Linked DNA regions of Mus musculus: region 2 is linked to region 1. Evidence: chromatin loops called from intact Hi-C (ENCODE). Cell type or tissue: left cerebral cortex. All regions are shown on one strand. Links, peaks and the distances in the headings refer to the core of each region. The heading gives the core; the rest is flanking DNA.

Region 1 (11,663 bases), core at 2,516-10,515:
CTTTGGTTTCTCCGCAACACTCTATAAATCAAAGCTAATTTATGCTTCTAATGAGGGGGAGGAGAGAAAAGAGCATGGAAGGGAGAGAGGGAACAGGAGATGAAAAGAATAGAAAAATAATAGCCCCGGCAGCAGCAAGCAATGCCTTTTTGCTGAGGAGGAAAGAAAAAAAAAGTCTTGATTTATGGATGACTCTTGTCTGTGACAGAGCAAATTGCCTTTACAAGGATGATGGAGGAAGCCAAGAGCAGAAGCCGGAACTTCGACAACTGAAGGCAACTTGTGAGACTGGGATCGGCGTTTAAGTGGAGAAGGGAGCACATGGCATGCATGCCCAGATCCAGAACTTCACACGAGTGTTTTCTCTCCACAGCACAACACTGCAGTAAACGCACGCACGCACGCACGCACGCACGCACGGCACAACTTGCTAGTAATCTGTGTTCTTCTTTAAGTGAATCGGAAAGCGTATGTTTTTAAAGATCTTAGCTTCAAACAGCCACAATCCTAGAACTCTCAGGGAGGTTAACCTCTGCCATCTAAGGAGGTGACTCTCTTTGAACGAAGGAGAGGGAGCCCCAGGGTAAGTTCTCCCTACCCTGGGCAGCTGTGCTGGGTTAAGTAGGAAGCAGGCACAGCCTCTGGCTCTGGGACCTTTCCTTTCCCCTCCCCTCCCACGGCACTCAGCAGTCAGCACTTTATAGTGTCATTGTTTCCTTTGAAATGACTTTGTCCACATCTGTCATCCATCACAAACTGAAATCACAACATAATTTCATAATGTCATCCCTGAACGATTTTTTTTTCCTTTCTTTTTCTTTTCTTTTCTCTTCTGCTCCCCCTGCCTTGCTCTCTTAAAGAAATGGGAGCTTTGGCTGCTGAATTAAGGTTCCTCCTACAATGTATGGCCTAATGATTACAATTGCTAACAATAATGAATTGATAGTTCAGTAGCACAGGGGAGATGGACTTGAGTTGTCCATAGCTAAACCAAAGACAGACCTAAAACCCAGGGACCCAAGTCAGAGCTAAAGAGAAGAGACAAATGGTTAAAAACTAGGGCTCAAGAAAATGCTGGGCACAGTGTCACACATCTATAATCCCAGCACATGGGAGACTGAGGCAGGAGAAGGGATGTTTACAGCAAATAATGGCTGCATGATGGGATCCTTAAAAAAAAAAAAAAAAAAAAAAAAAAACAGCCAAATTAGCTCATGAGTCAAAAATGTTCAGTAGCCTCCGGATAAAGAAAACATCCTGGAAGAAAAGTTCAATTACAAGGTAAATAGAAATGAATGGTATGTTTATGGAATTTATTTTATTATCTGATGATGGTCTGAAAAGACAGATGCCTTAAAAAAAAAAAAAGATGCTTAATCCTCTGCTTATATAATGGATTTTAAGAAGATTCAATGGTGCCCTAGGGTAGTGTTTCTAACCGTTGAAGCTGACCCCAAACCAGGGAAGCAAACCCTTCCAAGAGGCTCAGAGCTCCCTCCAAAAGGAGCTCACCAGTCTGCACGAGAAGGGTCAACCTCACTTAGCAAGTCTGAAAATTCCCACTGCAGAGCAGGCGATCTGTTTAGCAGCCTGCTGAAGTAGCTCCCAACCAACACAGGGGACAGAAAGGTGTCCACTGCTCAAAAATCCCACTCCTCCTCATCCCAGATGAAGAGGCTGGCTTACTGCTAGACCAAGGAACAAGAGCCTTCAAGCATCTACAGCATTTGGGAAATGGGAAATTCACAGATCCCTGCTTCACAATGAAAAGATACATTCCAGAGGCGATAAGCTGCTTTAAATTTCCATTTATAACAGGACCTCCTCGGAATGCGGGCTGACACTGAAGTATGGGGGCCAACAAATCTTAGACTGGCCAGAGCACATGCTGAAAGAGGAGGACATAAAACACAATGGTCACTTCATCCTGACAGGCTACAGCCAGTCACAGGCACACTCCGCAACAGACAAGAAAAAAACGCAAAGCCATACAGAGAGAAAGCCCAAGTTTAGAGAACTTAAACGCCAGCCAGTCGACTTGAATGCGACTATTCACTGTGCACGCTCTCCTCGAGTTACTGTTAAACTACATCAAACAAGGTTTTGCACGAACAGCCAGCCTTGAAATTCAATATACAGCCCTGTGGCTTAACCTTCTAACAGATGAAGCACGCTATAGAAATGATATTTAAGTATCTATCAGATAAACAGATAAATGTGCTTTTGTATCCTCCACCAGCTTAACCTTGAAGAACTGGAGGCGAACTCATTTCAGCAGGGAAATTAAAATCAGCGATTACTCAGTGCCCGTGAGTTCGTCTGACATTTAGTTTTCCTCCCTTTATTCTTGGAGAAGCTGGCACCATGGTTAACACTTTTAAACAACTTGTCTCCTTACTCAGCAAAACCTGGAGTCAAGGCCATGATTACAGGAAAGGTACTGTGGCTCTGTGTGGACAACTGTCCGAAACGGCTATGTGAGGTCACATCAGGCTCTGCGTATAGATCCCTCCTATCATGGGACAAGGACCATGAACTCGGGGAAAGAACTGAGGGTAGGGAACAGAGCAGGGAGTATCAGTCTGGGGGTGAAAGATCCTTTGGGGGAGGCAGATGTTCCAGGAACTGGTAAATAGTTGATAATTGTGACTTCTATGACATAATGCTCTCACAAGATAAAGCCCCCAGTGGGCCATTGTTTCTTCTAAGAACAATGGTTTCCAGTTAACACATGGCACCCTCTATGAGAAGAGGCAGTGCCCCAACCTGGAGATAATACACACTCATGGAATTAAAGGATTACTAGGATACCGGATGCCCAAACACTGCCAAAATGTGAAACCACAGGAATAATGAAAGTGCAAGCAACAGCAGTGGCAGAGGTCGAAAGGGCACAGGCACTCTACTCCACACAAAGCTCCTATGTCCGTCATCTGGACCACAAAGGCCTGATGACCTCGGACAGGCTAATAACAGAAGTATATTCTGAAGTACCAGAGCCTTCCCTCCCACCATCTCTAAATACATCAACACACCGAAAGGCCCAAGGTTCAAAGTTAAGTAAAGGCCAAAGCAATTCATTTATTAATTTAACATTCTTTAAATTGAGAACAACATTGTTTTATTTTATTGAATAAATGAGTATGCATGTGTTCTCTAGAGCTTGGGTAGTACTGCAGCAAGATGAAAGGGTTCAGAAAAATTAACTACTGCCAATGGACAAACTCAGAGAGACTGATGGAGCCACGCACAGAGGAATGAAAAACACAGCCTTTAAACAGACAGCTTGCTAAGCTGTGATGGTACACGTGCTGGTCCCAGCAAAGGGACCCTGGAGTAAGGATGTATCTGCTGATCTCCGGTCTAGCCCTAACTGGACCATCATGCCTGTTTGCCAAGTGTGATAAAATAAATAAATAAATAAAAGCTACCATCGGCCCTGGGCGACTCAGAGCTTGACAGAGACCAGACCACAGCATGGGGGGCACAGCTTGAAAACTGCTTCCAAGACTGCCGGGGAGCAGGCATATCTCAAGCTGTACACACTGTATAAACACTTGGTGGCTGAGGATCCGGCAGAGGCCACAGCGAAACGCAAGCGGCACAGGCGAGCTCTTAACGGGAGATTTCAAACAAGGCATGAGTGTTAATGCACGGTTCTTGATTTAGAAAGCCATGCACCCTCATGCAGAGCCACAGAAAACGAAGACTCCCAACACGAACCTTCCGCTTCGGCGCTCTCTTAAAAACGACCCAAAGCTATTAGGCAATGCAACTACAGCTAAAAATCAAGTCAGTGGCTGAAGCAGGACCCAGCTCTCCCCACTGGTTAGTCAATGCCCTTTCCACCCAGAGAAGATGACCTTGGGGACTGGAGGAGGACAAAGACACAATTGTACTGGTGACTACACAGTCAGAAACAGGTAAGTCCTACACAGTACAACACCCATGCAAGCAATGCACGGCTGAAATTTTGAGAGAAAAAAAAAAAACCTCCATAAGTGAATGATTATTGTTTAACCAATAATGTTTAACATGTAATTGCAGGAGCCCTTGCTCTAATCTGAGCTTTGACTGGCAATCCACTGCTTCAGTCCCATTGAGATCTATGCATTGTGTAACCTGATTTAAAATGGAAGGCCAAACAGATCTGGAAAAGTACAGCTTTATCCTTGAACTTAATTTATACTATAGTGTACTGTAATTAAGCCTGAAATAAAAGCTATATTCTGAGGACAGACAAAAAGCTCTTGTTGATGGCATTCCATTCCCAACGTAGAATAAAACAAAAGGCCTCTTCATGTGTAGCCAACTGTCATCATACGTTGTCGCTTGTACGGTACTACTGGACTAATATTTGTGCTGGGATTATGGTCGGGATAACAAGTGAGCTAACTTCTCCACTGCAGTTTTCTTTTGTCCTGAAATAAATGGCCAAAAGGTAAAAAAAAAAAAAAAAAAAAAAAAAAAAAAAGGAAGAAAAAAAAAAAACCTGGCAGGCAGAACGACAACTATATTTATGAGATTAAACTCCAAAACCCTTCACAGTTTGCTGGGTAACTAATAACCATTTGCTAAGCTGTTCATTTAATAATGAGTCAGTTAAGCCAAAAGCAAATGTTCCCTCAACCCGCCAATGCTTCTATAGTCAGATCTACTATAGAGCAAACAAGCTCCAACTATTTCTGTAAGTGCTTCATTTCAGAGAGGAAATAGAAGGTAAGCATTTGAGAGTATCAAACGTGTCAACAACTGAAATGGAGTCTACCATACATTACAAAAGAAAACTCAATTCATATGTGGTTTTGTAACTTATAAAAGCACAAATGAGCAAAAGGTACATTTGGAAGAATTCACAGCTATGTCATGAACTCTTAGAGAAGGGCCAGAAGAAACCAGACATCAGACTCTGGAGTTAGAAACCACATGACCTCAGGGCGGAGCATACAATGTGCATGGAGTGTCACACTGAGACCACTGGAACTGCGCAGACCCAACACTGCAATCAACACTATTAATCATAGATCATACCCAGGGGAGAAGAAAGGGGTGCGGCTCATACCCACCCATCCCCATCCCACAAGCCCCAGGTCAGGGAGAGCAAGCGCTAGGAGTCTCCTCCCCTTATACTCACCAGGAGTTCATCCATACTCGTCTGGCATTTTTCCAAGTTGATCCGCTTTATGGCTACGCGTTCTTGCCTGGGTTTGCATAGGGCTGCCTGAACCACCGCAGTTGCTCCGCTGCCTGAAACAAAATAAAGAGGAAATCGGCTCTCATACACCGCACTGATATACTGCTGCCTATGCATCTCTTTCTTAAGTGCCTGTAATTTAAGTCTTTCACTGGAGGTGTTCAAAATGTTACCAGTGGCATCTTCAAAGAGTCCCTGAAGTCCTACAATAAGTATCCAGAGGAGAAATGGGGGGATTTGGGTGTTTCCAGGTGTTTCTCTTAGGACATGGGGACCAGCAGGATGAGTACAACTCTGCTTGAAATGGTGATAGCCCTTGGGTCCAGACTCACTTCAACTACACTTATATCCCAGACTCTTCCTCTACTTCAATGCAACCCAAGCCAGCCAGTCCTGCCTGGGCTACTTCAGGACTTCCATCGGGTCCTGAGTCTTAGCATCCTGAACACTCCTGGTGGGGGTGGGGGTGGGGGTGGGGGTCAGCTCTTGCTCTACAACTAGGAAAAACAAAACAAAACAAAACAAAAAGAAAAAAAAACAAACAGAAATCCGCCCTAGGATGCTCTTGTTTAAAACACAGCTCTTAAGGATGCCAAGCGAAATAATGCCAATCTGCTAACAAAAGCTCTTGGCATTCCTGGGAATTTCATATTTTTTAAGGTCTCTTGATCATCATTAGCTAATGCACTTAAAATTCCTAAAAGGCGGAGCCATGCTGTTATCCAAATTTTATAAGAACGGAACGTAGAGGGGTAATGATTTGTAGCACACCACTGAGAGCTTCTAATCAGATTTATATCCCACCAAGCCAAAAGATCCCTCAAGCAAGGCATCTTAACTCTGCAGATAATACCAAAAATGGCACTCCAATCACATAAATTATTTCCCAACCCCACATATCCAATAAAAGAAACACAGCCTAAACGTAGGACTACACAAAAGGGTACATATGTGACTCTCTAACCTTCATCTGGGAGAGCTGATTTAGGAACAATGTGCCCTCCACAGCCCCGTCAGCTGGGACCTAGGAACCTGAAAGATCAGCCTAGTACCCTCCATGTTCTCTGCCTTCAAGGCTCCCACACATAGGAGCCCAACCTGTGTCAACCCCATGTGCTGAGCACCCACAGCACAGTAGCACTTTAGCCATAAAACGAAAAGCGTGTGCATCTTTATTATCAGCCTCATTTTATATGTGAGAAAACGGGGAACCTGGCAAAGCTGCCCCAGGTCACATAGCTAATATGTAAGTATGGGCTGGGATCTGAGTCAGTGTGCCAGACGCCCACGTCTGTGTTCTTTGTCTACTTCCCACAAGCCGGAGCACAGCCTGCCCTTCCTTGCTTGTGTCGGCCTTGCCAGGAAAATATTTCTTCAATACTAAATAGCTCAACCAAAGAGAACCACCCTGCAGGAAAGGTGCAAGTGAGCCTCCCTTTCAGGAGCAGGGATAGAACCGTTGTGTGACAGGGCTTTTCCCAGAATAAGAGACTGTCAGTGAAGGGAGCCTTGGAGAAAGCGCAAAGTAGCTGGTTAGCAGTGAGCCTGAAACCCAGCAGAGACATCCACAGTTTAACTAGCTGCTGGCATGGGCCCGATCACTCTGACGTCAATTTCCATTTTCCTCTCTCCCACCCTTAATACAGTCTCCAGTATTTTCAAATCAGAGCAATTGAAGAAGGAAAAGCAGGCCAGCTCCCATCAAGGCCTGAACAGGTGAATATAACATCAGGTTCCCTCCCAACAGCCCTTGGCTTACAACTTCAGGCTGAGATTCCCACTAATACATTCACGAATGCGGTCACAAATAAGGATTCTCCAATGAGGAAGAAGTGGGAAGTCTCCTGCTTTATAGTGAGCATCTTACTGGTTAGAAAGACAGCCAGCTAAAGAATAATGACTTTTATCTCAGACAGGAAATATGAAGCTCTATGGCAGAAGCCCACTGCCATAAGGAATAGTCCTCCCTCCATAATAGAAGAACGTAGGCCTAAGACCCCAGAGCAAGGCATGCCGGTTAGTGTGTGTGTATGAGAGAGAGAGAGAGAGAGAGAGAGAGAGAGAGAGAGAGAGAGAGAGAGAGAGAGAGAGAGAGAGAGAATGTGTTTGTTTGTTTGTTTGTTTGGTTGGTTGGTTGGTTGGTTGGTTGGCTTGTTCCAGATTGCCAGCCAGGATACACTAGTGGGTCGTGGATTCAGTTTTTCGGTGGGTGGAGGCCTTCCTTCTGAAGCTTCTCTTCAGAATATAACTTGCCAGAGAGAGCTGAGAACAGCTTTGTGCGGCTTTGGTTTGAAGCATGTTCTACTGTGAGTCGTGATCTAAACTTGGAAGCTGCTGTAAGAGACTGAAGAGTCCCAGGGCTAAAGGAAGCCTATGCTTTGACGGGGAGGCAGAAGTGACCTGACAATTTTTCCAAGGGCCATTTAGAATGAATGAGAAGACAGTTTTGCTTTAAGGAGCTTTATGTACTTTGCTGAACAGATTAAAGGGAAGCCTGAAAAGGTAGGCTTGGAGATCCAGTAAATAAGCAAGCGTTAGAATGTGTAGTGGAAGCAAGTGAAGGGTTAAACAGAGCCTTTCCTTAATGCTGAACTATGACTCACTAACATTTGACGGTGTGTTTCTAAGAACTAGCATCCTGGGGATTAGAGAGCCTTGAACATTTTTCATTTTATTCCAGACACCCATCCATCATGAGTTAAAATGTTCTCTAGGATGGTGGCCCATGTGCCAGACTAAGAAAGTTATGTATTCCCATCTTGTCAGGATGTTTTAAGTCAATGTAGATTTTTTTTCTGGTAACTTTCTGGTAATTCCAGGCAAAGAACCACTTCTAAGTTTTAGATAGAAATTATGGTGATTGCAGCCAGAGGCAGGGTTTCCTTGAATTCATTACCAAGGTACAGGTCTGTCTTTGTGGGCATGTGTTCTCATTTCCTCATTCCTACTGTTGCTTGAACTGAAGCAATCACCAGAAAACTCCATAGCTGCATTCACACGTCAAGTTACCCAAAGGAATACATCCTGGATATGTAATTCTAGTGTCATAACTTTGGATTTCGACAAGTATTTAAGAAACTAACACAGAATCCAGTGCTTCTTCTGTTAAAAGAAGAAAGGAAATCAGAGACTGGGATGCAAATTTCACCTTCAACACTAGCAACCGTTTTAGTGTGGGTCTCCTGTGACTCCTCAGTCAGCCATCAGCACCTTGTTCCTTCGTACTTACCTCAGAGGTATCCATTACATGAACCAACATTCACAGAGCCTAATACCGTAACAACCCCCTAAAACACCACTCCCTGGCAACCTCATTTCAAGGAATAGGCTTAACAGCCACAGGAAAACACTGATATTAATTCTTCACTTACATGAATTCATCGGCAAAACTGAACAGTAACTAAAGTTCTGTTGAGTGGCAAGCAATTCACTAGGTGATAGAAGTCCAAAGGTGGCTGCTCCTGATACAAGCTGGATAAATCTTTCATTTTGATCATTTCCTATGCAGAATAAAAGACGAGATCGGTAGCTACAGAAGCCTGAACTTTTACTACAGATTAAAACACATATGGTAAGGTCCCAAAGCACGATAAATTTAGAGAAAGGGCCTCTTAGGAGCATAGAAATCAGAGGTGCATCAGGGATGACAATTAGCATCACTGGAATTGCCGAGGAAGAATTCACTCTCCTCTCTCCTTACTCAGAGAAAAGGTCTGCAAACGAGGGAGACAGAATCCCAGAAATCCCGGTGGACAGTACCTGGAACTGTGCTGTCTAGCCTCCTGAACTATGGAAGTAAATTTTAGTTTGTGCTTGTTACAGCAGCCCCAGAACACTGACACAAAGCCATTCAATGTCTATTCTAAGCCACTCTGCCACTGACACCTATGGTGAACGCCATGCTAATTACAAGTTCTGACCTAGTTAAGTCTATAACCAGAGGCAAGAATCACCTGAAGTGCCTTTGGTAAATCACTACAGTTTCCATATCATAGCTTAGCAAGATCTTTTAAAATGAGGTTAGACGAATGTCTTAGTCACTGTTCTATTACTGTGAAGGGAGGAACACATGACCAAGGCAATGCTTAAAAAGAAAGCATTTAATTGGGGGATTGCTTATGATTAAGAAACTGAGAACCATGACAGCGAGCATTAGCTGAGAGCTTTACATCCTGATCTGCAAGCAGCAAGCAGAGGTGAATTGGGGGTGGGGGTGGGGGGTTAGGGGGCAGGCAGACAGACAGAGATAGACAGAGAGACAGAGACAGATAGCGGCATTCAGGCTGGCCTATGCTTTTGAAACCTTAATGCTCTCCACAGTGACACACCTCCTCCAACACGCCATACCTACTCCAACAAGGCCACACCTCCTAATCCTTCCCAAACAGTTCCACTAACTGGAGACCAAACATGCAAACATATGAGCCTCTGAGACCATTCTCATTCAGACCACCCCAAATAAGAGTCTACTCATTAAAGGTATGGATTTCCTCCGTGACTTTGGACCTAATATCTAAACTCCAGCTTCCTTAATAAACTAATAAAATCTACTTGTATGTCTCAACAGCAATAATATGTTTCACATCCCTAAAGAAATAAAAACCCAGCCAATGGAGTAAATATACGGTACTCCTGATGGGCCTCACTGCTCCCAGCGAACCACGAAGGCAGCCAACTTGGCCTACAGGCTGTACGTGTATGCAACCTAAAGGACTCAGGCCAAAGTGCTTCTGCTTAGCATAGGTTTCATTCTGTTTAGCATCATGAAGGCCCTGTAGGTTTGATGGGAAGGAAAAAGCATTGAAGCTGGAAGCAAAATGCTCAGCACTTCTCAAGGTCTGATGCAACATGATAAACAGTAGAACCTAAGATGGAAAAGACCACTCCGACAATCAAGCAGCAGTGAGAATTAATATTCCATAGCTAAACTTGATGTGATCAACGTTAGTATGTATCCTAAGACACACCTTTACACCCTATTTGACCATTAATTACATAGATTCACAGCCCAGTGCTACAATGTATTAGCTATTTATTCTTGAATGGATAATTGAATTTTTGTGTGCCTCAGTTTCTTACAGGGTAGATGGCAATAATAATACCCAGTTTAAAGGGTGGTTGACAGAATCTAGTAAATTAATACATGGAAACCCTTGGAATGGTATCCAGTATACAATAAGACCTAATTAAAAATTCTAGCTAGCATTTGAGATCAGATGGTATTGTCAACTTGTCATTTTAATACTGTATAATATTCCGTGGCATTGGTGAGCCATAATTTATCAGCCCTTGTGCTAAGAGTATTCTCTTATTCCAATAACCAGTATATTTCCTTCTAATAAGCAGCAACATCTAGTGTGTCTCCTCTTTCCTCTCTTCCTTTCTCCCTCCCTCCCCTATCTCTCTCCATAACAAAGTTTATTTACATTTATTTAAGTTAAAGTCAAGATGTAGTTGATTACCCAAGTAACATGTCCCCTAAATTGCAAGACAGGGGCTGGGCATTGCATTAACCTCTGGCTCTCATGACAGCCACTGGGAAGAAGTCTATCATCGAATCCTACTTACATAAGGAACACCAAGTCAAAACCTTGATAAGGGCTAGGACCTTTCCTAGCACATAGAAAGACTCTTTATGTTCCACAGCCATATACTCACTCTGCCAGTGAGTACAGTCCGGAGCCATCTCAGGTTTTCGTTATAGAAGTGTTGGCATGTGGAGTATACAGTACACAAAACAAATGGCTTTGGCTCAAGTGCTTTCTTCCAGCCCTCTCTCCCCAGTTCACTCTGCTCTATTTATATCCAACCTCACAGTCCACAAAGCCAACCAGTCACATGAGCACCAGAAACCGACCAGGGGAGACTCTGGTGAATGGATACACGTGAGCTTCACAGAGGTACAGCGATTTAACCTGGAAAGACTGCCTAGGCTTGCAGAAAAGCTATAAAGCCAGATTTGTGTAAGCTCTCCCGAACTTTTAAGGCTGGTGATTAGTGTGATGTTGTTGTTTTTAATATAAAATCACTCAGCCAAGAAGCCGCTTTCCAAGGGCCACATTTCTCCTAAACATAAAAACTAACAATTGGTTTCTGAGTTGTACCCATTCTTACCTGATCGTCCAAAATTTAAAATATCTGTTAGGCCAGGCGTATAAAGCTGTCATCTTACTGGCTGAAAAATGATCTCAGAAATGATTTGGTGGTGCCAGGGAAATTAAGTATTCACATGTAAGAGAGTCAAATGAGATCCTTATCTCTCGCCCTATACCAGTACCAACTTCAGATGGAGCAGGGACCTTAATGTAAGACCTGAAATGCTCAAACTCTTAGAGAAAGAGGGAGAGAAAACACCTCGAGGTGCAACCCTAGGCCAGGCTTTACGAAAAGATCTCTACTTGCTCAGGAAACAACAGCAACAAGCTAGGCTTTCATGAAATTAAAACACTTCTGCACAGCAGAAGGAGAC
Region 2 (11,663 bases), core at 1,341-9,340, 47 kb before region 1:
GACTGCTCTTAGGGCAAGCAAAGCCAACAAGCAAGCTAGTCACAAGCTGGCACCGAATAAAGCAATGTCGGTTTTCTAGTTCTTTCCAAATTCCTCTACTGCCAAACACATAAACTCATGTGAGTTAAGGTTTGGGCACAATCAATTTCCCAGCCTCCATTCGTATACTTCAGTATGTCAACTTTGGCGTTTCTGGAAGTTGGCAGAGCAACTGCTGGGAGCTAAATTCCTATGTTATTAAGAAGCCATACAAACTGCAATGTGACCTTGTCAAAGGAATGACGGAGTGAACTTTGTTCTGTGATTTCCAAGGAGCAGCATCTACTGAGAAGGGCTCACAGACAGATGTTGTGTGCTGGCTCAGTCTGCGGAGTATTAAAGCAACTGCTTCGACTGTATATGGACCACTTTTTTTCAAGGAAATTTAAAATAGTATGGTAATCAATAAAACACAAATTCCCTTACAAGCATTTCTGGATATGTCTACTTCCTTATGGTATCATGTGACCTGCTTCTCTATGCTCTATGTGCCTTAAACTTAAAGTCAGGTCCAGAAGGCTCAAAGACATCTCATCATGCAAATGAACGGTGTCTAAACTGCCCATAAAATTACACATTTAGAAACATTCCCAATTGCGGAGTTTGGATAGGAGATGCATAACTGGTTGAGTTTGTAAATACTCCAAAGTTCACAGTTTGGATCTGTCCTTCTCAAGCTCCGCTTTCACGGAGGCGACCGATGGGCCAGAACATTAACACTGATGCTAAGTGTAACTGCTTGGTCCCCAGGCTCCAAAGCTCAACACTGGAAGGCCTGCCTTCTCCACAGCAATTAGCCAGTGTCGTGCTGAGTGGCGTCTTGGCGTGCTGTATGGATATCTTGTTGCTGAAACCCTTCCCCTGTGGTTTACCATTTTTGCCTTAAATATTTCACAGGAGGTAGCCGGACATTGATTTCCTACTTTTAGCATTCCTTCTATGTTCAACTGACAATCGTCCATAAAGAATAGCTTCCTTTGTCAATACTCCCTTAATTAGGAATCCATTTCCTATCAGCTTTCTCTATTTGTGTCTGTACAAAGGGGGAAAAAAGCTGCCCTAATTATGCTCATCCAGATAAGGCTAGACATGTTGGTCAATGGAGCAGCACTCACCTAACATCCAGCAGGTTATGTCCTACTGCTACCATAAGAGAAGGAAAGGGGGGGAAGGAAGAGGAAGGAAGTAGGAGTATGGGGTGAAGGGTAGGTTGCAGGAGAATCTTCAGGATGATAGAGGAAAAGGGAGAAGAGATGAGGGAAGCATTCTAGATCAAAATAGACATAAAATTCAAAGCCAAACACAGCTCATTATCCTTGATCAAACACTGGGTTTGGAAAGGAAGCAGCAAAAATTACAAAAGACATTTAGAAATACATAAGTTGACCACAGAGAAGAAGCCTGTAAAAAATATATATATATATATATAAATATATATATATATATATACATACACACACACACACACATATATATATATATTTATGTATGTATATATATACTGCTCATTTTCTGAAGTGATCACGTGATCACAAGGAAAAACATCATGATCACGTGGGCACATGACCTTGTTTGGAAGAAACACGTAGTGAAGCATGGTCTCTTACTTTCAAATAATTCAGTAAATAAACAGAACACCCAGAGGATGGGGACGCTCACCGTGATGGAATGGGGGGCGGGGGACTGGAGCAAACACTGAGCTACTGCCCACGTTTTCTGTGTGTTGTAAAATTTTCATAATGGCAAATGGGAAGGGAGACGAAAGCATCATGGGATATTAATATTTTCACAGGCTAGCTAAAGTACAAAGAGAATGATACTGGGGTGAGAGTACAAGGGTAGAAAGTGTCCTTGTGCCTAGAATGATAGGCAGCTACTGCTAAAATGTGCCAGCACCTGCCTTAGTCTGACAGTCAAAATCTGTATTTCTGTGCAAGGCAGATTTTTAGTGTTACCACTTTTTCCTTTCAATTTCAAGAATGCTAGTTATAAAATCCTTCTCAAACAAGCCCAAGTCATGCATCCACTAAAACAGTTGCTAATTGATATCTGCTTTGATTAAATAAAGGTCTAAGCAACAGGAGGGCCATATCCCTTGGCAAACTCATTAAATGCATGAGTCTACATCTTGTTTAAAAACAAAGAACTTGGAGATGAGAAAGGACTTAGTCATTTTACATAATGCATCGATTACCATTCTGCTGTATATTTATTCGTCTTGCTCATCAGTCTGTGCTGCCTACCCTCAGAGGTAGCAACCAAACCAAGCTCAATGATCCCAAAGTCTATCTCCGTCAACCTCGTGCAATTCTGCCTTCAACTACGTTGGGGTTCTTACCTGTCCCTTGTTAGATTGTGACAACGCAGGCAGTGCTTTTCTTGACTCAAAACTTTTCACATAACCAACTAGTACACCTTGCTCATTAGTCAAGAAACAATTCAGAAGACAACTTCTTTGGGCACTCTCCCCCACCTTGCCTGAGTAGGTCTCTTTGCTGGGAACTGCTGCTGCTCGCTTGGGAGCTGGGCTTTTCCCACTCCTCTTCTCAATTCATCTCAGTCTATGATCCCTGTCCATGATAGCTCCACTTAGTCATGTCACAAGCCCTTCCAAGGCAAAGGAGCCTGTAGAATTCATTTTTATATTCCCAGTGCCTGACACAGAACAGTGGGCTACTGTAGCTTAATTTCACACCCCAGCGTGAAGTGAAGGCAATGCTGGTAGACATTTGAGCGCAGGACTGTAACTCCTGCGGCTAAGTTTAGCCAGCACTGAGGCCTAAGCATCTGCTAGTCACAGTGAGGAAGAGCAGAGGGGGGTGGGAGGGGAGGCACTAAAATTAAGGCTCTGGCTAGCAAAACAAAGAACGGGAAGAGGGGAGGTGCCTATCTGGGGACCCAAAATGATTTTCCCTTTCCCCAGTAACCCCTCGTTCCCCTAGTACACGCCAAAGGTCAAATGTTAAACTAAGGTAGAGAGAAGGCTGCAGAATACTGGACTAACCTTGAGAAATGGAACTAGGAAAATTCTTTCCTTTCTTGAGAAAGGTCATTTCTATGGCAACCAAAAATATAAAGGGGGAAAGCATATTGCAGAGAAAATCTTTTTCTGCCCCCTCCACTCCACCCTTACCCTTCATTACAATGACACCATAAGGTAAGGGAGGGATGGCTTAAAAAATTCTTTTTTCTTTCTTTCTTTCTTTTTTTTTTAAATAGGCACAATTGTTAAGTTGCAGGTCACTCTACTCCAAATACAGAGAACAATTCAACAGCAGGTCACTGGTTTGTACTGAAGTCAGCTCCAAGTGTTCATAGCTTTAGAGTAAAACCACACATCTGTCAAGCTCCCTCCATGAGAAAGTAGGGGAATGGGAAAGCAGGAGAAATGAGGGGAAGGAAGGAAGGAAGGAATGTGTGAGGCAGGCTGAGGTGCCTGTTGCCTGCTGAACTCAGCTTCACAGAAACAACCACAAAACGCTCTGTGCAGCTTGTAACCCTGCCTGCCTTCTGAGTTCTACTGGAGCAAGGGATCTTCATGCCCACCTCTCACGTGGCTGCTAACCACCACATAGCAGTGCATAGGTAATGTAACAGGGAACCCTGTTTTACAAGAAATGCTAAAAATGCTACCAGCCCCTGAAATAGTCCAGGCTATGAGTGATGACTGAGTCTGAAGTCTGTAAAAACAATGCAGCACTCAAGTACCTACATCATTGAAGAAAATCCCTCAACAGATTCCTCCAATACAAATGGATGGGCCAAAGTCCACAGAGACTCAAATGAATCTCAAAGGACTCAGGATTGAGTGTTATAAAGTCAAAACAGTTCTAACAACATGCTTTAATAAACTCCAGCACCTTACTTACCTCAGGCAGAACTGCTATGCATGGCTCTCCCGCCCTCCCTAGGCAAAGTAATATTCCAGTCTATCTCATTTCTGACAGATCTATCTATGTAACAGTAACCACTGCTCCCTCCCAGCCCCCAGTGCTCAAAGTAATTGTTCACTCTTCCTATAGGCTGCCATCATTTACGAGTATGTTAAACTATACGGTCAAGGTTCATTTTATTAGGAAATAACAATGATAGTCTGCTATGCAAAGCACAAACCTCTATGGGGCACAGGGCTCCTACACCTCAACTCTGTGTCAAGAGGAGGGTGCAGAGTCCAGCATGGGAGTGCAGGAGGAGATATGTCTTGGTTATCCCTGCACCGTGGCTGTCACTGGTTGTCATGCCTCAGCACTAGGTAGGGCTTTGCTGCCTGTCAACTGCATAAGACTGCAGGGAGAGCTAATGCAGGCAACACAAATCTCGCAAGAATTGCCAGTTTTCTTGCAACTCCTAAACCCTCTTGAACCTGGTTGCTGTTCCTGAAACTCTCTTCAGAGGATTTAAATCACCTCTAGACAGCAAACTCCCATGAGTCTCCTCATATAAAGAAGAACGTGTGTCCTTCTAAAAGCCTGAATTTGTTGTATAAATCAACAAAAGCCTATCGTGTAACAGTGGTTTTAAAAGATACAGCATTAGCGTCCTGTGATTAGTAACAAAAGGGCAGCGATTCTTCTTACAAATGATGAAGGCAGTCTCTATATCCTGAGTTCTGGGGCTCACCCCTGGCTCTGCGGGCAACTCTCGGGTGTCACTCCACCACATCCTCAGAACGATCCTTTGATCGACAATTACTACACCCATTAGATAGACAAAGAAATTAAGTCATGAGAATGAGAAAAAAAAATAGAGCTCGGAATCCCGCTAGGTATTGAATCACTACAGAAAGAGAATGGAAAGAAAAAAGTAAGAGAGAGAGAAAGCAGAAAGCCTTAAACAGCATGAACAGAAAAGACGGACTAAAAGTTCTCTGGAAACATCACCAAAATGTCAAAATTTTGTCATGTGCATAAATGCTTATTTGTTTATTTCATGCTGGCTGTGTTTTAAGTTATACGTTATATCAACAATAATTCTTTTTCTACACTCGCAATCCTGATGACTGTTTGTGTGTTTGTCTGTGCTCGTCCTCACATCCATCTTCAACGTCTTTCCCTTTTCATGAACAGGCAGAGCCTCTGGGGAGGGGGTGCAGCACTAATGCTCTGTCACTCCTCCAGCTGAGAACAGCTGCATATACCTTGCGTGCAAGGAGGCCTCACCTGCTCACACAGGCTAAACAGCTGGGGAGGGAGAGGCTTCCTGCACACATCAACCCTAACTCGAGGCTGCCTCACAAAAGCTCCGCCTCTCTTCTCTCTGGCTCACTGTCTCACTGAGGGACAAGCTGTCTCACACACAGGGGATCAGGATTCAGAACTCACACAGTGTGGAACACCTGGAAAAGTCTCTACGTTTCTCAAGAAACCAAACCGTTTAAATGTCTGTTAAATACACTGCACTGAAATCTAACTTCTTTGGATTAAATCACAAACCTGTCACTTCATCACACTAGCAAGTCGACCCTGGGGAACCACTTTCAGAGCTGGGTGGCATTACTTGTCACAGCCACTAGGTGGAACCTCAACTTATTCCAGAATGCCAGAGGCTGTCAGTAAAGACAGAGAACTAAGCAGAAATGCAAGGTTATCTCGAACCAGGTGAGGAGGGAGGCTCAACCACTTCTCTGTCACGTCATTTTTTTCCCTTGTGGCAATGACGCCCCTCCAACAAGGAAAGGATAAGCAGAACCCGGAGAACAAAGTTAAAATCTAAGAGCATTGTCACCAAAAGGAGAGTGGCAAGTAAGGCCAGGGCAAGATCACTGGAGGAAGACTAACCCCAAAACACCAAAGGGAAGGAAGGACAGGAGAAACACTGGGCACAAACAGCCTGTGCGGATTATTGGTGGGAAATAATTAAAAACTCACAATAGCAAATAGTCCCAAAATACCACAGAGGTTGCTTGTAAGTTAAAGTCTCGCCTAACTGACCGTAATGCTGCTTAAAGAAAAAAAAGTTTAAAAGCTTAATCCATTGAAGAATTTATGACTGGAATAAAGCAGTGCCTTATAACAACAGGGTCCCATCCCTGAATGGGGAACTTTCAGAATATTATTATTTATTATTATTATTATTATTATTATTATTATATCTAAGCAAAACATCAGCACCTTGGGGAACGTATGATAGACTATCCAGGACTGTTAGAGAGATGCCAAATCTATACAAGGCATAGGCTTGCCGCTGATGCGCAGCACTAAAACTCTCCTGTAGATGATAAAGGGTTCTGGGTTCCACTGTCTATGCCAGGGGTATTTCAAAGTCCCGGGATTAAAAAGGAAGAAACAGATTCAAAATGACAGTTGTTCCCGTGCAGGGCAGTAACATTAAGACTACAGAGTAAACACTAAGTTCATTTAAAGCCATTTGCTTCCGCTCACAGGATTAATCTTTCTAGGTAAACTTTCATCTGCTGCTAATCTGTTAATGGCACAGACAACTTGTTCTGCAACTAAAAGGAAGCGCATGCAAAATTCAGTAACTTGGCCTGGTTTAGACTGGAGCTAGCCGGATGTCCTGGGAGGTCAGCTCAGCCTACCTAGTGCAGGTTGCAAGCTCGGCTGCCCTCGCCCCTGCCAGCGTCTTCTGACATCTGCTTTGTCACTTTCTCTTGGTGACAGTACCTACTTGCCTACCCCAAGCAAGCAGGATCAATTCTTCCTCCACCTCCATGGCTTCTTCTTCCCCCCTCACCCTCCTCCAGTCCTGCCCCCTCCCCCTAGTGCTACACCGGCTTCTCCCCCACCCCCACTCCCCACCCCCCACCCCCCCCCGCAGCCTCAGGCTTCCTCCCACTAACAGGATGGTGCACAGAGGCCAGACTTAATGTAGGTTCTTCTCATCCACAAACACAGCTTTGCGGAAACTCAAAGGCCGGCACTCGCTCCCACTCCAAAAGTGGCATACCTTTTGGAAGGATCTTTCTGAAGACACAGTGACAGTAACTTTCTGAAGGACTTGCCGTATTTTTTCATCATTTCTTTATCCTCTACACCAGTTTCTAAAGTGGGCGGGTCATTTTGCAAAGTCAGCATTAGCACCTGCAGCCAAAACAAAGGAGGAGCCGCCCTCTGTTGAATGACGGTGGAAGTTTCAGCGTTTCCACACAAAGCACTGCAGACGTGCTTCCCCCATGACTTTAATGGTCCTAAGGTCGCGTGCTGAAAGGGACACACTTTTCCTAGCATATCTGCCCACGCCCTCCTTATCCTTTGGGTTATTCTCAATGACAGAACTTATAAAATTTGTTCTGTGCGTTAAGAATGGTCTCTCAAAGCCACAGGAAAAAATCTTTCCTGGGAAGTCGCTGGCTCTCCCGGGACCTCAGGGAACACGTAGCTGCAGCACAGGCTGATTGGGAAAGAGTGGTGGTCAGGAGACAAAGGGACATTCAAGTGTGAAGGCCATTCATAAGCAAAGAACCTGATATACTCCCCCCCCACCCCCCATCCCCCACCCCCCCGCCCCCGCAACATATCAGCAGCAGCCCTAAAAATAAAGCCAGGGCTTCCCAGGAGGTAAAGGGAACACAACATGAGAAAACTGCTATAGGGGACTGGTTAAAAAAAATGAATAAGATACTGATGGTCGGGATCATAATCATAAGTTACAAAAAAAACTAAACAAAGTACAGTTTCAAGTCAAAAAGGAAATAATTCAACTTTCACACTAAGCGGAGCATTTATTTAAAAGCGAGTAGACTGTATAGCATGCTATTGACCTACAAAATGAATGAACCTCCTTAATGCATAAATCAGGCCTAATTTATGCAAATGCTCTATGTGTCAAGACTCCTTTGGAAGACTTTGAGGCGTGTGAATAGATGGATGTTAAAAGTGACTGTTGTCTGTGAAGACAACAGCCAGAAGGAGAATGTGGCTTCCTGTGAGCTCCTGAAAGAAGTTCCCGGTGAGCGACAAGCTGGGATTAACAAGTGCCTCTCCAGACTCATGTGGGAAAAACAGGGGAGACCGGGAGACAAAGAAACAGAGAACATAAATGATGGATAAAGGATGAGGTTCTCGAGTTCCTCTGGTATATGTTCCATTAAAAAAAAAAAATCTCTTCTATGTTTTACATGTCAACGTCAAATTTTCTGCTTAAAAAAGATCATCAAGAGGTGCACATACATGCATTGAGTATATCATTGACATTTTAACTATATTAAAATCTTAGACAGAAATAGGCATAAAACAGGGTGTGGGGCGTACACTCAGCAATACTATCTGCTCTGCCTGAGGAAGTCCTGGGAAAACCATTAAAAAAAATAGGGTTTATTTTTTGTTTTGTTTTGTTTTGTTTTGAAGTAGGAAAGTAACACCACTAAAACATTAACAGAGATCATTTGTTCTTTGCTCTTTCTATTGGCACTATGAAGTTTCCTACAATAAGAAAGTACATGGAGGTGCGGGTGGGGGTGGGGGGCGGGGGAGTTTGGAAAACAAACAGGGTTCAATCCCAAACCTCACATTCCCTAAGCACTGGCTCTATCCCTAGGCTCCACCCCCACTGCACATTTTATAAACACCGCTAGAGTTAGTGGATCTATTTATGAACAGATTTCTGTCCTTTTAAAATTTCTAAAGACGAAAAGTTGAAAAATAAAACCAGCATAGACCAGAGTTTTGATGAAACATCTTCATCATTTGCCCTGAACAACGGCAGCCTCAAGACAAAGTCTACTTGGGGGAAATTAGAAACGCTGCCGCTATCTCAGAGGTAGAGCAGATAGGAGAATAACAAAAACCTGAAAATAGTACCCAAAGTATATGGTGCCTCAAAACACCGTGACTCACTCCATCAGATGAGCCACAACACCACGCTCTGGGCGCGGGCTCAAAATGGAATAGACGATCTTTATTTTCGAAAGAAAAAAGGAAGCAGCCTGGGACCCATCTGCAAATGGAACAGCCCTCACTCTAATACACTCTTAGACCGTGCTGGGAGACCTAAGATCATCCTGCTCTTTCAGGAGTCGGTAAGGCAGAGGCAGGCAGCTAGCTGCTCGACACTGCACTGAGGCAGAGCGCCTGGCATGCACCAGTTCTGTCAACTCAGCACTAGAGAACGTGAGTCAGCCTTCAACTTGGCCGAATTCCCCCGAAAACCCTCACAAGTCTAAGCAAAAAATAAGCATGTTCAGGAGATCTGAAGAAGCTATGCCCCCCCATCCCCACCCTCCACCAACCCATCACAGTCCCAACCCTACGAGTCTCCCCAGCGTCATTACTTTCATTGGAGGGTATTTGTGGTAAGGCGCTGCTCCGGTTGCTAATTCAATGGCAGTTATTCCAAAACTCCACATATCAGCCTTGAAGTCATAGCCTCTCACCTAAAAAGGAAAAAGAAGATGAAGAAAACAAATCACTCACAATCATGTAGCAGGCCTGTTACACATCAGTACATCTACTACTGTGTCAGATAGCCAAAGCTGTTTATAAAATGTCAGTGTGGCTTGCTAAGGGCTAGCTAGCAATCAGGAATTTAAATCTACACTGTATGTATGACATGTTCTACGATAATAATTGATTGAAATGAAATATTAACACCTGCATGCAGTGCATCAGATCTGTGTTATGTTAGATTAATTAGACACATTCAATATAGCTATATTAGCCAGGCGTTGTGGCACACGCCTTTAATCCCAGCACTTGGGAGGCAGAGGCAGGCGGATTTCTGAGTTCGAGGCCAGCCTGGTCTACAAAGTGAGTTCCAGGACAGCCAGGGCTACACAGAGAAACCCTGTCTCGAAAAAAAAAAAAAAAAAAAAAAGCTATATTAGTGATATGTATTCCTGTACTATAACAACCAAGGTAATATTTTTTTTACCTGTTCCATGACTTCAGGGGCCATCCAACATGGGGTACCAACAAATGTTTTTCTGACTTTATTCCGTGTAACATCACCCCCTGTGGCTAAGAATGCGCTTACTCCAAAATCTGAAAACAACAACAACAACAAAAAATCCACCTTATTTTATGTTCCACGTGGCTCATCAATTCTGATATCAATTCCCATCTCTCCCTGCTGAGCCCTAGGTAGTGATGGATGGGCTGTAAACACACTCGTGGAGCGTCTCAGAAATATGCCAGGCTTGCCCTGCTGTCTGCCACCTGCCATTCTCTACCCTGCAGAGCATGCTATCAGAGGCCATGGGCCAGGCAAGCTCACCAAACCATAGGATGTTTTCTACTAAACAGGTACAAAAAGTCGCCGTTTCCTTTAATTGCACTGAAAACATAAACACATTTCAAAATCCCAGAATAGAAAATGTCTTGGGTTTTATCTAAACTCTTTTGAAGTAAGAGCAGTATGTAATAGAGTTATCTTTATATTTTATTGTGGTTTTTTAGCCCATTTAATTCTAAGTTACCAATGTCCAAATGTTAATTTTACAAAGAAAAAAAAAAGAATTCATCCCATACCATCATGTCCTAGACTAAATAGTATATATTAATACCTTGGCCAAAATCATACAAGCACGCCAACATATCAGGTGCCCAACGCTCACAACAAGCTTAAGTTTGTCCTTAAGCAAGTGGCTGCTCAAAGGAAGGGCTGAGTCAGCAAAGACTGGTTCCCTCCCCGCTCCCCCTTTGTTCCCTTAGTGTTTCCTGGATAATTTTCATTAAGTGTGGATGGAATGATATGTAGAATTAAATGTATCTCTTACTCTACTTCATTGATTAGGTACATGTGTGTGTGAGGACGTGTGTCTGTGTGTGTGCCTGCTTGTGTTGTGCACTTAAGTTTATCCAGTGTAGGAGTGTATGCACATGCTGTACTTGTGGAGGTCAGAGGTCACTTGTCAGAGTTGCTTCTCATCTTCCACAGTATCAAGGCTGCTTCTGCAGTGCTAGAGACTACAGCTCCCTGGCAAGCCGCAGACTTGCAAGCTTTCCTCACTGGGATCTTCCTATGGGGCTCTCAACCGTGACTTCCAGCGATCAGACTCATATCCTTCAGGCTTAGGAGACAATCACTTTTACCCAGGGAGCTGTCACACTGGCCAAAAACATCAAACTCTTCCCAAAACCCATTGCGTATTAGAAATTTGGTGTGTGAGATTACTTTGGTATACTAGATATGCATATAGACCAATCTGCAAAAGTAACTTCTATAGCTGACAGCAGTGAACAGCTGCTGCTTATTAATGCATGCATCCTCATTTACATTTTTGCATATTGAGTAAAAGCAAGTTATAAATTAAGGTGCCAACTACTCAGGACTAGAATACTTACTTCTTGCGTAACAGTCACATCAAGAATCCCCAGAGAGTGAAGTGGTAGATAGAAAGGTCAGAGTGTAGCAATACATGCCTTTAACCCCAACACTTGGAGGCACAGGCCAGCCAGGGCTACATAGTAAGACTCTGTCTGCCAAAAAAGGGTGCAAGCCAACACACATCGCAGGATACTCTGCAGTATGATCATGGCAACGCTGCTCTGACCGGATTCTCTTCTGCTGGTTCCCTTTGTTGACTGTCAGGACTTACAAAGAACTACCTCAAGTACAAACCCACACCAAGGGCATATGGGGGTTTGCTTTAGACCTCCGGCACTGTTGCACAGCAGCATAATTTAGTAAGACTGTAACTAGCCCCATAAGTACAAATATGTTGGCTT

What was found. A loop is a pair of places that touch in the nucleus more often than their neighbours do. Peaks named below come from ENCODE experiments on the same cell type or tissue, not always from the same donor. Only the 100,000 strongest peaks of a DNase experiment are listed, where the experiment ranks them.
Region 2: it touches region 1 in a loop (2.0-fold over the local background); 5 of 42 quality-filtered maps call a loop at or near these places.

What each region holds. Positions count from the first base shown.
Region 1 is chr2:68,404,895-68,416,557 of GRCm38, forward strand. Stk39 (serine/threonine kinase 39) reads right to left here. Exons shown (of 18, transcript NM_016866.2): 2 at 5,135-5,247. Among named protein-coding and RNA genes, the nearest start is that of Stk39, 61 kb to the right of the region's middle. In left cerebral cortex, for the core only: no CTCF peak of the experiment used is centred there; DNase peaks (open chromatin) are centred at 6,586 and 7,479; H3K27ac peaks cover 3,343 bases.
Region 2 is chr2:68,359,129-68,370,791 of GRCm38, forward strand. Stk39 (serine/threonine kinase 39) reads right to left here. Exons shown (of 18, transcript NM_016866.2): 6 at 9,868-9,977; 7 at 9,269-9,370; 8 at 6,946-7,079. Among named protein-coding and RNA genes, the nearest start is that of Stk39, 110 kb to the right of the region's middle. In left cerebral cortex, for the core only: a CTCF peak has its summit at 5,538 (motif pointing right); DNase peaks (open chromatin) are centred at 2,754, 3,639, 5,545 and 9,021; H3K4me3 peaks cover 448 bases; H3K27ac peaks cover 1,155 bases.